2 separate regions of the Homo sapiens genome follow, and region 1 is linked to region 2. Evidence: chromatin loops called from intact Hi-C (ENCODE). Cell type or tissue: mammary epithelial cell. All regions are shown on one strand. Each heading gives the region's core, and the rest is flanking DNA. Links, peaks and the distances in the headings are about the cores only.

Region 1 (8,309 bases), core at 310-8,309, 48 kb before region 2:
CACGCCTGCCCCATGTGACACGCCTGCCACACTAATGCCACACGTCTGCCACACGAATGCCCCATGAATGCCACACGCCTGCCCCACGAATGCCACAAGCCTGCCACACGAATGCCCAACGAATGCCACATCTGTCCCACGAATGCCACACGTCTGCCCCACGAATGCCACACGTCTGCCACACGAATGCCACAAGTCTACCACACGAATGCCACACGTCTGCTGTATAACGTTTCTTGGTCTTTCTCCAGCACACCAGGTTTGACTGCAGTGAAGCCACTGTTAGAACTCAGGAGTCGGTCCCCCTTTATGTCACCTACAAACCACCGACCAGGCTGTTTGGCTCACGTGGCTCTCCCCTTCAGCTGGTGCTTACAAACACAAAATGCGCTTTCAAAGTACATATTGATGAAGGTACAAAAACAAAACCTGAAGAGAAAATAGCCATGTGAGGCTAATTCTTGCCGAGGTACACACACCTATTCTTTAATTTAAAAGGTTATTTTCAAGAATCTCAACAGTAAGACTAAGAATGGCTTAACTGAGGTGAGAATTCTAGATTTAGGTTTTGTTGGGACTCTTGTTACCTAACAAAGCACAAGGAAAGACCTAGCCATGGAGGCAGCACGGCCGGCCCATCCCATCTCCACAGGGCCTGGCTCTGGGAGGGCAGCCCTTCCCCGAGGCTCTTCCCTCCTGTGGGGGCGGGAGGCCCCTTCGCTGAGGCTCCTCCCTCCTGGCAGGGCGGGGGTGGGGCGGTGGGCTGTGCACCAGGGTGAGTCACACAGTAGGACACTTAGCAGCACTTCTTCACACAATTGCTAAGAACCACCTCCAGTGCAGACCAACAGGCACCACCTCTCTCCCAGCAACTAGAGCCTAGAGTGGGTACCAGGAGGTGAGGTGTGGAAACACACACACAGAGAGAAAAACAAGGGGCCCCATGCTGACGCCTCCTGGAGTGGGCACAATTTACAAGGAAATGGAGCTGCCAACCAGGTCACAGTAACAAGCATTTCCAGGTAGAAAAAAATGTTCCCTTCCGGCGACTTCCACTTTCTTTGCCCTAACAACAGTGAAGCTGCCAGTGAGCAGGCCTCGCTCTGAGCTGGGGCTTTATGATGGGGATTAACGCTGGATACAGGGTCCAAATCCCTTGGTTCTGGCCACGGGATCGTGAGACTGCAGCCGTGACAACACCTTCATGTTTAAACTTTTATGAGAATATTGGATTTATTAAAGCCTGCAACATTCGTTTTATCACTGGAATGACTTTTTAAAACGTAATTTTCAATAAATTGTGGCTTTAAAAAAATACCAAACAAGACTAAATTGGGTTTGGGGTGGCAGGAAATCCTGAAGGGTGGAGAGGCCACAGGCCCAGACAGACACGGGCACACCCCGGGCCACAGGCCCAGAACCACAGACACAGACACACCCCGAGCTCAGGCCCAGAACCACAGACACGGACACACCCCGGGCTCAGGCCCAGAACCACAGACACGGACACACCCCGGGCTCAGGCCCAGAACCACAGACACAGACACACCCCGGGCTCAGGCCCAGAACCACAGACACAGGGCACACCCCGGGCTCAGGCCCAGAACCACAGACACAGGGCACACCCCGGGCTCAGGCCCAGAACCACGGACACAGACACACCCCGGGCTCAGGCCCAGAACCACGGACACAGACACACCCCGGGCTCAGGCCCAGAACCACGGACACAGACACACCCCGGGCTCAGGCCCAGAACCACAGACACAGGCACACCCCGGGCTCAGGCCCAGAACCACGGACACAGGCACACCCCGGGCTCAGGCCCAGAACCACAGACACAGGCACACCCCGGACTCAGGCCCAGAACCACGGACACAGACACACCCCGGGCACAGGCCCAGAACCACGGACACAGACACACCCCGGGCTCAGGCCCAGAACCACAGACACAGACACACCCCCGGCTCAGGCCCAGAACCACAGACACAGACACACCCCGGGCTCAGGCCCAGAACCACAGACACAGACACACCCCGGGCTCAGGCCTAGAACCACAGACACAGACACACCCCCGGCTCAGGCCCAGAACCACAGACACAGACACACCCCGGGCTCAGGCCCAGAACCACAGACACAGACACACCCCGGGCTCAGGCCCAGAACCACAGACACAGAGCACACCCTGGGCACAGGGGGGCACCCACCTTCCCATAGTCTCTGCCACACCACCTCCGTGGGGCCCACAGATACAGAGCACACTCCGGGTGCAGGGCAGGCACCCTACCGCCACAGTCTCTGCCGCACCACCTCTGTGGGGCCCACACAGAGCATACCGGGGGCACAGGGGGGCACCCACCCACCCACAGTCTCTGCCGCACCACCTCCGTGGGGCCCAGAGACACAGAGCACACCGCAGGTGCAGGGCAGGCACCCTCCCACCCATAGTCTCTGCCGCACCACCTCCGTGGGGCCCACACACACAGCCCTGCCCTGGCTCAGTCCACCCCCTCCTTCTCCTGCAGACTCCCCCAGGAGCACAGCAAGTTCTCCAGGGTGCGGAGAGGCAGTGGAGAGTCTTCAGGAAACCAGGTTCCGAAGCCTCAAAACACTCAAGTTCTCTTTTCCTACAACAGACCAGCCTGTGAATGTTCACTAATTTTCAACCAAATGATGTGCTGTAATCAATTACACTTTAATTACTCAATCCAGAAAAAAGCGATCACTTAAATAAGCCTCATGGTCAGAGAATTTTCTAAAAATTTCAAATTGCTTTTTTTCCCTAAAGGAATGTAATAGGATGACAATAAAAGATCCTCACGAATAAAAATATATGAGAATAAAATCCTGGAAGTAGGACTGTAATAAAAGCATAACTTCAGAGAGACGAATGATGTACAGTTTCTAACGTGAGTTTTAAAACTGTGACTGGGGCGCCATCCACAGGCAAAAATAAATTCAACCTCAGCCCAAGCCTCAGACTTTATACAAACATTAACTCAAAATGGATCACAGATTTAAAGTTCACGTAAGACTGAAAAAAAAAAAAAATTAGAGAAATTGAGATCTAGGGCTAGGTGAAGAGTTATCACACACAACACCAACAGCACAATCCACAGGAGAAAACTGATAAACCGGACTTCATCAAAATGAAACACCTTTGCTCTGTGAAAGACCTTTTGAGAGAAAGAAGAGAAGCTTCAGACCAGCAGAAAATACTGGAAACCACATAGCTGACAAACACTCATATACAGAACTCTCAAAGCTAACAAAACAATGCAATCATAAAACGAGCAGAAGTCTGAAAGACATTTCACCAAAGATGACACACCGACAGCAAAGCAATGTGCAAGGGGATGAGCGTGAGAGGCGTGGAGGGAACAAGAGTGAGAGGCGTGGGAGAGGATGAGGGTGAGAGATGTAGGAGAGGGTGACGGTGAGAGGCGTGGGAGAGGGAGAGGATGAGAGGCGTGGGAGAAGGTGAGAGGCGTGGGAGAGGGTGAGAGGCGTGGGAGAGGGTGAGAGGCGTGTGAGAAGGTGAGAGGCGTGGGAGAGGGTGAGAGGCGTGGGAGAGGGTGAGAGGCGTGGGAGAGGGTGAGAGGCGTGGGAGAGGGTGAGAGGCGTGGGAGGGGGTGAGAGGCGTGGGAGGGGGTGAGGCGTGGGAGGGGGTGAGAGGGGAGGGGGTGAGTGTGAGAAGTCTGGGAGGGGTGAGTGTGAGAAGTCTGGGAGGGGGTGAGTGTGAGAAGTCTGGGAGGGGTGAGTGTGAGAAGTCTGGGAGGGGGCGAGTGTGAGAAGTCTGGGAGGGGTGAGTGTGAGAAGTCTGGGAGGGGTGAGTGTGAGAAGTCTGGGAGGGGGTGAGTGTGAGAAGTCTGGGAGGGGTGAGTGTGAGAAGTCTGGGAGAGGATGCTCCCCATCAGCAGTCACAGGGATACGCACGCTGAAGCCTCGAGGAAACACCAGCGCACCCAACAGAAGCGCTAAATAAAAAGTGGGTAAGAGCTAACGCTGGCGAGGACGCCGGCGAGGAGGGGAGAAAGGCGGCCACTGCAACATCGCCGGTGGGCGTGTGAAAGGCTGCAGCCACTCTGGAGTGTGGTTCAGCAATTTCCTCGTTCAATGAAACACCCGAAGGCCATAGAACCCAGTGATTATGCTCCTGTGTGTTTGACCCACAGAAGTAAATCTTACATCCAAAACGTGTACGTAAATGCCCCGAGCAGCTCTAAAGTAAAAATGCCCAGTGTCCTTCAGCGGGTGAGTGCCGACGTACAAGGCTGTCCACACCCCACAGAACACCAAGGCCTCAGCAGAGAACGGGACGGGCTAATGACGTAACTTGGATGATCTTAAGAGAACTATGCTGAGTGACAAAAGCTACTCTCAAAAGGTTACATACATTATAATTCCATTTATATAAAATCAGAAATAGGCCGGGCACGTTGGATCATGCCCATAATCCCAGCACTTTGGGATGCCGAGGAGGGCAGATCACTTGAGCTCAGGAATTCAAGACCAGCCTGGCCAACAAGACAATATCCCTTGTCTACAAAAATATAAAAATCAGCCGGGCAGGGTGGTGCACATCTGTAAACCCAGCTACTCAGGAGGCAGAGGCAGGAGGATGACTTCAGCCTGGGAGGCAGAGGTTGCAAAGAGCTGTGATCAGGCCACTGCAGTCCAGCCTGGGTGACAGAGTGAGATCCTGTCTTAAAAAAAAAAGAAATGACAAAATTATAAAAATGGAATCTGCAGATGAGAGGCTGGCACAGGTTCAGGTCTGGTTGGTGGCTACACAGGGTGACGTCAGGGACCCTGGTGTGGGGGGTTCCATATCTCGACTGTGCCCTGGTGTGAAGGGGGTTCGGCACCTCGACTGTGTCCTGGTGTGGAGGGGGTTCGGCACCTCGACTGTGCCCTGGTGTGGAGGGGGTTCGGCACCTCGACTGTGCCCTGGTGTGGAGGGGGTTCGGCACCTCGACTGTGCCCTGGTGTGGAGGAGGTTCGGCACCTCGACTGTGTCCTGGTGTGGAGGGGGTTCGGCACCTCGACTGTGTCCTGGTGTGGAGGGGGTTCGGCACCTCGACTGTGTCCTGGTGTGGAGGGGGTTCGGCACCTCGACTGTGTCCTGGTGTGGAGGGGGTTCGGCACCTCGACTGTGTCCTGGTGTGGAGGGGGTTCGGCACCTCATGTGTCCTGGTGTGGAGGGGGTTCGGCATCTCGACTGTAGTGGTGTTTCCACACATCCACACACGGTAAACTGCACAGAACACCCTGCACGTGATGCACGTGCACACAGGTGATGGTGAAACTGAGTAAGCCCCACGGACTTTACCAATGTCAGCATCCTGGGTCTGACATTGTCCTCTAGTTATCAAAGACATCACCACTGAAGGAAGCTTGGTGAAAGGTTTTTTTGCAGTTTCCTGTGACACTGTAATTATTTTTAAGATTTTCTAAAGCTTTGCCATGTACAGAAGAATACTGCAAAAGGTTGAGGTCGGGTCAGGCCGGCCAGCCTGGGAGTGGAGAAGCCCCAGGGCTAGGGCAGTTGTCCGCACCACGAGGTGCCCGCCTTATCTGTCCTAGGAGAGGACGCAACACCCAGCAGCTGTGGGCCCCTGAGGAGCCAGCAGTCCGGCCCACAACGCACCCACCACCCCCTGAGGAGCCAGCAGTCCAGCCCCACAGTGTGCCCACCACCCACTGTGGTCACTGCAGACAGGCCACAGAAAACGCACACAGCACTCATAGTCAGGCTGAGACACTATGACAGAAACAAAGATGGAGACACCCTGGTGGGGGAAAAAGCTAAATCTGAGAGGAAAAAAAAGTCACAAACAGGAGGTGTCAAGTCCAAGAGAACCCCCACTTGAGGAATCAGAATTTACAACAGAGATTATAGAAGAATTATAATCACCGTCTTTTGAAAGATAACGCAAGATAGAATTCAGTATTTTTTAAATTAAAAGAACTAATCAGGCCGGGCGCGGTGGCTCACACCTGTAATCCCAGCACTCTGGGAGGCCGAGGCGCATGGATCACCTGAGGTCAGTTCAAGAACAGCCTGGCCAACATGGTGAAACCTCATCTCTACTAAAAATACAAAAATTAGCCAGGTGTGGTGGTAGGCGCCTGTAGTCCCAGCTACTTGGGAGGCTGAAGCATGAGAATCACTTAAACCTGGGAGGCGGGGGTTATAGTGAGCTGAGATCGCGCCATTTCACTCTAACCTGGGTGACAGAGCAAGACTCCGTCTCAAAAAAAAAAAAAGAAAAAGAAAAAGAAAAAGAGAGAGAACTAATCAGAGATACTGGGCATGAAAAAAATTTATGTCAGAATAAAATATATCAATATATGGGATGAACAGCAAGAAGGGGAAGGGCTGAGGAACCAGTAAGGAAGCTGGAAACAGACAGAGAACTGCCCAGGAGGACAGAAGAGCCGGCCATTTAAGAGGAGCTCCATGGGAAGAAAACAGAAGAAAACTCATACAGAGCATCCTTCTGGAGCTGAAGACACAAATCCTCCAATTGACAGGGCTGTGAAGCCCTAAACAGTGGCTGAGGGGAAAGAGCAAACGATCTACAAACAAATGACAAGAAAGTGCTGTCAGAATGTTCACCAGCAATGTCAGAGAGAGAAAATTCCACGGGAATGTGATCACAAACCTAGAACTTACACCCAAATTCACATCAAACTGAGAGAGCACACTAAAAGCACCATGAACACTTTGAAAACCTGTATCGTGTATGCACCACGTAAGATCTGGTGATCAGTCCAGCACAGCATGTGTGAGAAGCACGCGTGCCCTGTGTGTGAAAATCAGCACGGTGCGCGTGAGGGGCGGGCGCGCCCTGTGTGTGAAAATCAGCACGGTGCGTGTGAGGGGCAGGCGCGCCCTGTGTGTGAAAATCATCACGGTGCGTGAGGGGCGGGCGCGCCCTGTGTGTGAAAATCATCACAGTGCGTGAGGGGTGGGCGCACCCTGCGTGTGAAAATCATGGTGCATGCGAGGGGTGGGCGCGCCCTGTGTGTGAAGCGCTCAGGATTCAAGACTCATTCTGCTCTCAAGGTACGGCTGAGCCCAGCAGCTCAGGGTTGGGAGGGAGACCTCGGCATGTCTCCAGGTGGCCCTTTGCCCCTCACTTCTGTGACATTCTGGCCCTAACCAAGTTCATTTCTATTCACTTCTCAATGAAACAGGGTCAGGGCTGAGTCTTCCCTAGCTGGAGTGAAAGCCCCAATGTCCAAAGCAGAAGAGGCCGTGGCCTCCTTGAAAGGATCTGACACGTTTCTACAGAGAGCAACAGAATCCTGTGAGAAGAGAAAGCACAAGAAGGAAGCGAGGCGTCACCTGGCATCACTCCGCTTTGTCACTCACGCACAAGGCATTAGCAGCATCTCTTTTTTTTTTTTTTTTTTTTTGAGACAGGGTCTCACTCTGGTGCCCAAGCTGGAGTGCAGTGAGGTGATCCGGGCTCACTGCAGTCTCCACCAGGCTCAAGCAATCCTCCCACCTCACACTCCTGAGTAGCTGGGACTACAGGTACGCACCACTATGCCCAGTTAATTTTTGCATTTTTTACAAAATTTTGCATTTGAGTTTCGCCACGCTGCCCAGGCTGGTCTCAAACTCCTAGGCTCAAGCAATCCACCCGCCTCAGCCTCCCAAAGTGCTGCGATAACAGCTGTAAGCCACTGCTCCCGGCCTTCTCCTAGCTCCTCATAGGCCCTGTCGGATAACCACTGACACTTACTGGCTTCTCCTCAATGCACCAAAGTCCATTTGCCGTTATTAAAACAAAAGAGATGGGAAAAAGGAAACAGCAAGAGAAGACACAAAATTACCAGGCCCACGACGGACTTCGGCATGGTCTTGCGTGCCCTGTGGACCTTGACGTCGGCGCCAGGGGCCGGGAGCTTCCTGTCCTCTGTGTCAGCACTCCCCTCCCCAAGGGTGGCTGGTGGGGCGGCTGGCGTCTGGGGAAAAGCGCTTGGAGTCCTGCCTTTGCCAGCCCCTCCAGGAAGGGTTTTTGCAGCATGGCCAGGCAGCGAAGAGGCCAGAGTGCTGGTAGTCCTCAAGGGCTGTGCCTGTAGGGCCGGCTTATTTAAGATGTATCCGTTGCTGCCGATGACAGAAGTCTGCACAAAGTCGTCGGCAGTGACGTGGTTTTGCTTCGCCGCTTCTGAGTCTCTTTCTGAAACCCCATTTTCCGCTATCCGAGTTAGTGTGTTGGTGCCATCCTGGGGGTTGACCCTTGCGCTGTCCTGAGTGTGCTTTGCAGCATTTGCATGACTGCTGGCATCGCTGT
Region 2 (8,321 bases), core at 91-8,090:
TAATCCCAGCTACTTGGGAGACTGAGACAGGAGAATCGTTTAAACCTGGGAGGTGGAGGTTGCAATGAGCAGAGATTGCGTCACGGCAATCCAGCCTGGGCGACAGAGCGAAACTCTGTCTTAAAAAAAAAAAACTCCAGTCAGTGGCTGGCTGTGACAACTCATGTCCGTGATCCCAGCACCTTGAGAGATCGAGGTGGGAAGATCGCTTGAGCCCAGGTGTTCAAGATCAGCCTGGGCAACAAAAGCGTTGGAGAATTTTGCTCCTTAGTTCAGCTAAAATCCGGTTCTTGTCACACAACCAGGAAAATTTAGACATGAGGACAGGACACACTAAAGGGTGAGTAGAGCAAGGTTTTATTGGGCAAAAAGGGAAAAAAAAAAATTCTCAGCAAAGCGGGATGGAGTCCTGCTTACAGGACCCCCATCTCACAGATGGAATCCCAGGCCCTCACCCAGGAACTGAAAAGAGAAGCTCCTCCCCTGCGGAAGGCGGAATTCCGTGACCCCACCCACTTCCCCCAGTGCGCATGTGGGCTCCAGTCCCCTGTGGCTCCACCCACTTCCCCCACTGCTCATGCGGACTCCAGTCCCCTGTGGGCAGGTTCCCTCCTCTGCACAAAAGCATTTGGCGTAAAGGCTTGCGGGGGCAGGGCGGAGATTCTCCGGGGACTCCTTTTTATCTGCCTAGGCATTTGGCTGTCTCATAAGGAGACCCCGTCTCTACAGATAATGTAAAAATTAGCCGGGTGTGGTGGTACACACCTGTAGTCCCGGCTACTTCAGAGGCTGAGGCAGGAGGATCACCTGAACCCGGGAGGCGGAGGTTGCAGCGAGCAGAGATCGCGCCACTGCACTCCAGCCTGGGCAACAGAGTGAGACCCTGTCTAAAAAAATAAAATATAGGCCGGGCGCGGTGGCTCACGCCTGTAATCCCAGCACTTTGCAGGGCCGAGGCAGGCAGATCACGAGGTCAGGAGATCAAGACCATCCTGGCTGACACGGTGAAACCCTCTCTCTACTAAAAATACAAAAAAAATTAGTCAGGCGTAATGGCCGGGCGCGGTGGCTCACGCCTGTAATCTCAGCACTTTGGGAGGCCGAGGCGGGTGGATCATTTGAAGTCAGGAGTTCAAGACCAGCCTGGCCAACATGGTGAAACCCCATCTCTACTAAAAATAAAAAAATTAGGCTGGGCGCGGTGGCTCACGCCTGTAATCCCAGCACTTTGGGAGGCCGAGGCGGGCGGATCACGAGGTCAGGAGATCGAGACCATCCCGGCTAAAAACGGTGAAACCCCGTCTCTACTAAAAATACAAAAAATTAGCCGGGCGTAGTGGCGGGCGCCTGTAGTCCCAGCTACTTGGGAGGCTGAGGCGGGAGAATGGCGTGAACCCGGGAGGCGGAGCTTGCAGTGAGCCGAGATCCCGCCACTGCACTCCAGCCTGGGCGACAGAGCGAGACTCCGTCTAAAAAAAAAAAAAAAAAAAAAAATTAGCCGGGCGTGGTTGGTGCACGCCTGTAATCCTAGCTACTTAGGAGGCTGAGGCAGGAGAATCGCTTGAACCCGGGAGGTGGAGGTTGCAGTGAGCCAGCCTGGTGACAGAGCGAGACTCTGTCTCAAAAAAAAAAAAAAAAAAAAATTAGCCGGGCGTGGTGGCCGGCACCTGTAGTCCCAGCTACTCGGGAGGCTGAGGCAGGAGAATGGCGGGAACCTGGGAGGTGGAGCTTGCAGTGAGCAGAGATCACGCCACTGCACTCCAGCCTGGGCAACAGAGCAAGACTCTATCTCAAAAATAAATAAATAAATAAAATTTAAAAAGTAAAAGAGAAAATGAACTACTCATGCTCCCTCACACCAACCCCCCTATTGGTCACCAAATTCTATGCCTCCTAAATATTCCATCAAATTCCACCGCTACCTTATTTTAAGCCACATTATTCTCAAGTCAGTGGTAATAGGAATAATCTAGCAACTCATTTTTCTAATTCCAGCCTCTCCCCTTTTCAGTCTAGCATCTATTCTGCAGTTAAAATTATCTTTCTAAAATTGTGACCTTACCATCATCTTCTTTAAAAATTCAGTGGCTTCCCACTGCCCATGGAATCAAGTTCACACTTCATGACAAGGCACAGAAGGAGCTACAGCAATCTAGGCCAGGCGTGCGGCCCCCGGGCCAAATCCAGCCCAGCCTGCTTTCTTACTTCCCACAAGCTAAGAATGAATTTTTTTTTAATTTTTTAAGTTGTAAAAATAAAAAAGAATATGCATCAGAGACCTTACGCGGCCCACACCCCACATACCTGGTCCTTTACAGAAGTTTGCAGATTTCTAACCTAGCCCAATGATTTTCAGGTCAGAAATCCTATGTGCCAGTCACACTGAGCTACTTAAAATTCCAGCAGCAGTAGGGCCCAGACCATCACCCTTCCCCCTGCTTCCCGCGACTCTCCAACTATGCAGCGAGCTTTTGGGGCTCAGATGGCCCTTGCAGCTCATCACGGGCTGCCCTGTGGTGACCCACACAAGCCTGCCTCCCACTTACAAAAGGAGCCCCAATCCACCTTTGCAACCCGGGCACCTAGCATGGGCACAAAATACGTATTCTACAACTACTGGAAGAATATACTCTAAGATGATGATTAAATATAAATGCGGGTCTCACACATCAAGAGGTGAGTCGTGCAATCGTAGGCAGACTGCAGGAGGCAAGGCACAGGCGGCGCCACAGCTACCTGGACTTGCTCTTCTAGACCAGACAGAACACAAAGAAAGAGCGCTGGAGCCGAGAGTCAGGGCATCTGGGGACACTGGCCAACAGTGAGATTCTCCGTCAGCCTGCAGAGTGTGGGAGAGCCAGAAAAGGGGACGGAATTCTGAGAGATTTTACTGTGGGTTTTAATTTATATCATGTTGGTGCTCTTTGATAGATGCCAGTGAAGAGCACAATCCTGTTTAATGTCTTTCGGCACCTGGAATTTGGTCTCAGAACAGGGCTCGATGGAGAGGTTGGCCTTCAGGAGGCCCTGGTGCAGGCGGGTCACACGTGCAGCCCCCCTCGCCCCACCACTGCCTCGTAAAGGGCAGCATGTGTTACGGTGCTGGTTTTCTAAGCTCACTGCGCTCCAGACCCTGTGAGGAATGCCTTGGTGTTTTAGAACGTCTCCCTGCCCACCCTGGATCGCCCCACTGCCTCTCTCCACTAACCGTATTTCAAACAGTGTGTGAAAAAAGCAGCTTTAGCTGGTCAGCACCTTGTCTGGGCCTCCTGGGCTCTATTCCAAGACAACAGATTGTCCTGCCCCCAATCAAGGCCTCAGCCCCCAGGCTCCAGAGAACAGTACAGCCCTAGGAGGGACCCACAGACTCTCAGGTCCTGCTAGTATTGGCTCCGGGAGGCTAAGTAATATGTTGACACATACAGATGCTGTTTTTTAATCTTACTATATTCATAGTAATTGTGTCATTTTCCATCTTTTCAATTCATACATACTCTCACACAATTACCACCATGAAATGACGGGCCTTAACATTTTTCTAATGTGAGAAACAAGTTTTGAAGACACTGATGAACACTGGCAGCCCCGGCCAGAGCCTCCCTGAGGGCAGGGCCAGTGCCAGGCAGGGCAGCAGCGCAGTTTCGCCAGGAGTTGTCTGGTGTAAAGCACAGGCTGGGAGTGCGGGTCTGAGGGAGGGACACAGACATGACCTCCACACACTCCCTGGCACATCCTCGAGGCCGGAGCTTCACACTGCCTTCAGCTCAGCCACCAGGGACACTGCAGCTGGACACAGCTGCCCTGCCTCCCAGGACACCCATCTCCTCTTCAGAACAACATGAGACATAAAAATAAGGCTGTACAGAACTTACACACCATGAAAAAATGAGAAGCCTATTTCTTTTTTCAGATCAGAAGAGCAACGTGAGCAACGGTCCTATCAGAAATACAACAAATATAAAAGCAGCAGTCGAGAATGGTGAGGGACCACAAACCCCTGGGGACTTGGTCCAGGCCAGCTCTGAGCACCACCAGGCACCCAGACTAGCACACAAGTAAGGGGTGCTCAATAAACACCTGCTGGGAGGTTCCTACACACTCTAGGATGTCACTCTAAGATGAGACAACCCTGATGCAAAAGGAAGGTAAGGTTCTTTGCTAAGCACTTCAAAGCAGAATCATCTTAAATTGGCAAAAAAGCAACCCATATAAAACTGGTTCTCAAGCTCCATCCAGCCCGGTGTCAGCCTTCGGACCTAGAACAAAAGCACCACCTTGTGGTTAGAAGTGTAAATGCAGGCTTAAACCTGCATGCAGAAAACCACAAGGTATAGTAGTAATATTAATAAATTCTCTGCAATCGGTAAAGTTCCTGGTAGAAGACCACATTCCTACTCATGTCAGAGATTGTTTTTTAAATGTTTCCACAACACTGCTCTGTAATACGATTGAGATAGCATGGGAAAACAAACACACACTCATGGCTGAATTTCATTCAAAATCTCCATGTTGATAAAAAGACATTAAACCTAAGGAGTTGACTATTTTGAAGGATATGACACAAAAATGTGAAACTTATCCCCAATCAGAATGTCAGCTCTACGAGAGGCAGAAACTGGTTGGTTGGTTGGTTAGTTCACTGCAGTACTGCGCCAGGCGCTTTGGTTTACGGTAAAACAACAATTCCCAAACTTTTCATTCTCAAGACCACGTCACACTCTAAACACACTGAGTACCCCAAAGGGATTTTGTCCACGAGTTGCCAGAATGGCACCAAGTTAGTGTTACCATGTCAAAACCTCCTGTACAAATAAAATAAACCTACTACGTGCTAACATAAAATTTACTTTATGAAAATGCCACCGAGTTAGTGTTACTATGTCAAAACCTCCTGTACAAATAACAATAAACCTACTACATGTTAACATAAAATACTTTATGAAAATGGCATCAAGTTAGTTTTACCATTTGTCAAAACCTCCTGTACAAATAACAATAAACCTACTACGCGTTAACATAAAACACTTTATGAAAATGAAGTATTCTTTTAAAAAAAGAAACAAAAGTGATACGGTTTTACATTTGTGCACCTATCTTTTCCAGTCAGCAGAGCCAGATGCTCACACCGCCTGCTGCACGCCCTCTATGGCACTATCACACATCTCGTGCCTGACACTCAGCACAGAATGAGAGCGAAAGGTAAATAATGCTTCACATCTGTATGTAGCCGGAGCCCTGGAAGAATCCTGGGGTCTCTGCACTGTCATGTCTGCTGGACAGGAAGTGCTGGGGGAGCTTCACTGAGTGCAGGGAGAAGGGGCGCAGCACGAACACAAGGACTAAGGGGCCACGGCCTCTCCACAGCCACATGTCGGGGCAAGGCCTGGACCACAGCACTGCAGGGTTGGGGTCCTTATTTCATCAGGATTCCAAGTATAGGATTCAGGCCCAGGCACAGTGGCTGATGCCTGTGATCCCAGCACTTTGGAAGGCCAAGGCTGGTGGAAAGCTTGAGCTCAGGGATTCAAGCTCAGCCTGGGCAACACGGCAAAACCCCATCTCTACAAAACATACCCAAAAAATTAGCTGGGCATGGTGGCACACGCCTGTAGTCCAAGCTACCTGAGAGGCTGTGGTGGGAGAATAGCTTGAGCCCGAGAGGCAGAGGTTGCAATGAGCCAAGGTCACACAACTGCACCCCAGCCTGGAAGACAGAGCGAAACTCTGTCTCGAAAAAAAAAAAAAAAAAAAAAGAAAGAAAAGGATCCAACTCTTCGGGTCTTTGGGTCGCTTTGTTTTGACAGGGCATTATCTAACTTCAGGGTCATCTTCCCTTCAGGTTTTTACTATATGTTTTCTTAAGTGATAAGCGTTAATCATATGAATTGTTACATATAAATGAGGGTTTCCATTAATTTTTTCTTACTGTAAAGCTAATACATGCTCTCTGTAAAAAAACTTTATTATATTCCAAAACATACAAAATCACTGGCAATCCCACAATTCAGAAATAACCAAGTTAACTTTTTGTATATTTCCTTCTGCTTTTTTCTTACACTGAATGAAAAAAAATTAAGAATTTCCGCTCACTTATTAGCTATAAAAGGGTTAACAGAATAATTATACGGGAAAACAGTTAACTATAGGCAAGACACCCTCACTAATCTGTAAGTCAAGCACACGGTGGCCCTGGAAGGGTTCAGAGTTCTGACACAGCTCACGGCCCGGGACAGCCCTCTGTTACATTCAACCACGTGCACAGCGGCTTACCCTGGAACAAGAGTCACACAACAGTGGACGATGACAAAGCCAAGCCAAGACCCACAGGCCAGAGGGTGTGGCCACAGGAGGTAGGGCAGCAAGAAAGAGAAAAGGTAGCCTGCACTCCGAGAAAGCCCTCCCAGAAGGAAGACGGCGGCAAAGGCGAGCGGACAGAGAATGGAAAGGCAGCTCTGGCTTCTCCTTCCCCTGGACACAGCCCCCAGGAGAGCGCTAAGCCCCGCTAGACCCCAGGGAGGCTACACGAGGAAGACGCGCAGACAGGCCCGTAGGAACTGGAGCCAGGAGGGGCAGGGCCTCAGTGAGGACTAACTGGTTCCCTGGGCTGATATGCTGCAGACCTGCCCCCAGAAGGACAGGTGGCCAGGGAAACCAGTCAGAAGAGAGAGGCGCAGATGGGAGACTGAGGAAGTCAGAAGGCAGAAGCACCTGCAAGAAGGGCAAAGAGGAGGGAGGCAGATGGGAAGCCATGAAGGGAGCAGGAAACGGAGCTCGCACGTGGGCACAGGACACCAGAGTCCAGAGGCTGAGCTGCACCCAGCACCGGGGGGAGGGGGCAGGATAGCAAGGCCCAAGGACTAAGTGAGGACACTACCGGGTCAGGGCAGGAGAGGGGACTAGCCAAGGGAGGAAGGCTACCGACAGAAACCTTAACCAGGATGGTTTTGTTGCCCTGGGGGTGGAGGTGCAAGGTCTGACTAAGGATCTAAGGGAGAATGAGGGAGGATGCACACACCATGAAAAAAACACAAATCTTTGGAGGAGTTTGGCGCAAAGAAGGGCAAAGAACTGACGTGAAGCTGGTGGGAAGCAGGATCAAGAAAAGCTTTTTTCAGCCCAGGCGCGGTGGCTCACGCCTGTAATCCCAGCACTTTGGGAGGCTGAGGCAGGCGGATCACTTGAGGCCAAGAGTTAGACACCAGCCTGGCCAACAAGGTGAAACCTCATCTCTACTAAAAATACAAAAACATTAGCTGGGCGTGATGGCACACACCTGTAAACCCAGCTGAGGCTGTGTGGGGAGGCTGAGGCAGAACAATTGCTTGAACCCGGGCGGCAGAGGTTGCAGAGAGCCGAGATTACGCCATTGCACTCCACCCTGGGCGACAGAGCAAGACTCCGTCTCCAAAAAAATCTTTTTGGCCCAGGCATCATGGCTCACACCTGTAATATCAGCGCTTTGAGAGGCCCAGATGGGAGGATCACTTAAGGCCAAGAGTTCAAGAACAGCCTGGACAACATAAGGAGATTAATTTTTTTTTAAAAAAAGAGAAAAAACAAAAGCAAAGCTTTTTTTTACATAGGGACACAAGTCTGTGTACTAAAGGCAATGAATGCTCCGAAGAGAGCAAAAAGTGAAGGTGGGGGAGGGGCCAGGGAAGAGCTGCTGGAGCGGCTGCGCCCTGGGTAGACAGTGGGTGGAGTCGGTGAGTGCACGTGCTGTGCGGGGCGTCTTGGGAGGAGTCGAGTGCACGTGCTGTGCGGGGCGTCTTGGGAGGAGTCCAGTGCACGTGCTGTGGGGGGCGTCTTGGGTGGAGGTGAGTGCACGTGCTGTGGGCGGCGTCTTGGGTGCAGTCGTGGAGTGCACGTGCTGTGGGGGGCGTCTTGGGTGGAGTCCAGTGCACGTGCTGTGGGAGCGTCTTGGGTGGTGTGGGGTCCACGTGCTGTGGGGGCGTCTTTCCAGGGGTCCTCAGTCTGCTCTTTAAGCAGGAGACCAGCACCCAGCAAGCAGTAAGCACTGGGCGAGAAGGGTGCAGGGTGCGAGAGGGAAGACGAGACATGAAGGATACATCAAGAACCTACTTCTAGGCCGGGAACAGTGGCTCACGCCTGTAATCTCAGCACTTTGAGAGGCCTAGGCAGGCGGATCACCTGAGATCAGGAGTTCAAGACGATCTTGCCCAACATGGTGAAACCCCGTCTGTACTAAAAATAGAAAAATTAGCGGGGGTCAGTGGCGCACGCACGTGGTCCCAGCTAATCTGGAGGCTGAGGCACAAGAATGGCGAGAACCTGGGAGGCGGAGCTTGCAGTGAGCTGAG

What was found. Peaks named below come from ENCODE experiments on the same cell type or tissue, not always from the same donor. Only the 100,000 strongest peaks of a DNase experiment are listed, where the experiment ranks them.
Region 1: it touches region 2 in a loop (2.5-fold over the local background); 5 of 110 quality-filtered maps call a loop at or near these places.

The regions. Positions count from the first base shown.
Region 1 is chr9:137,716,719-137,725,027 of GRCh38, reverse strand. EHMT1 (euchromatic histone lysine methyltransferase 1) reads right to left here. Exons shown (of 27, transcript NM_024757.5): 3 at 7,846-8,309. Among named protein-coding and RNA genes, the nearest start is that of EHMT1, 100 kb to the right of the region's middle. RefSeq lists enhancers at 1,011-1,928, 1,929-2,847. In mammary epithelial cell, for the core only: no CTCF peak of the experiment used is centred there; a DNase peak (open chromatin) is centred at 4,407; H3K27ac peaks cover 1,110 bases.
Region 2 is chr9:137,668,953-137,677,273 of GRCh38, reverse strand. All of the region lies in intron 1 of EHMT1 (euchromatic histone lysine methyltransferase 1), which reads right to left. Among named protein-coding and RNA genes, the nearest start is that of EHMT1, 54 kb to the right of the region's middle. RefSeq lists enhancers at 2,087-2,603, 3,728-3,837. In mammary epithelial cell, for the core only: a CTCF peak has its summit at 4,277 (motif pointing left); no DNase peak of the experiment used is centred there.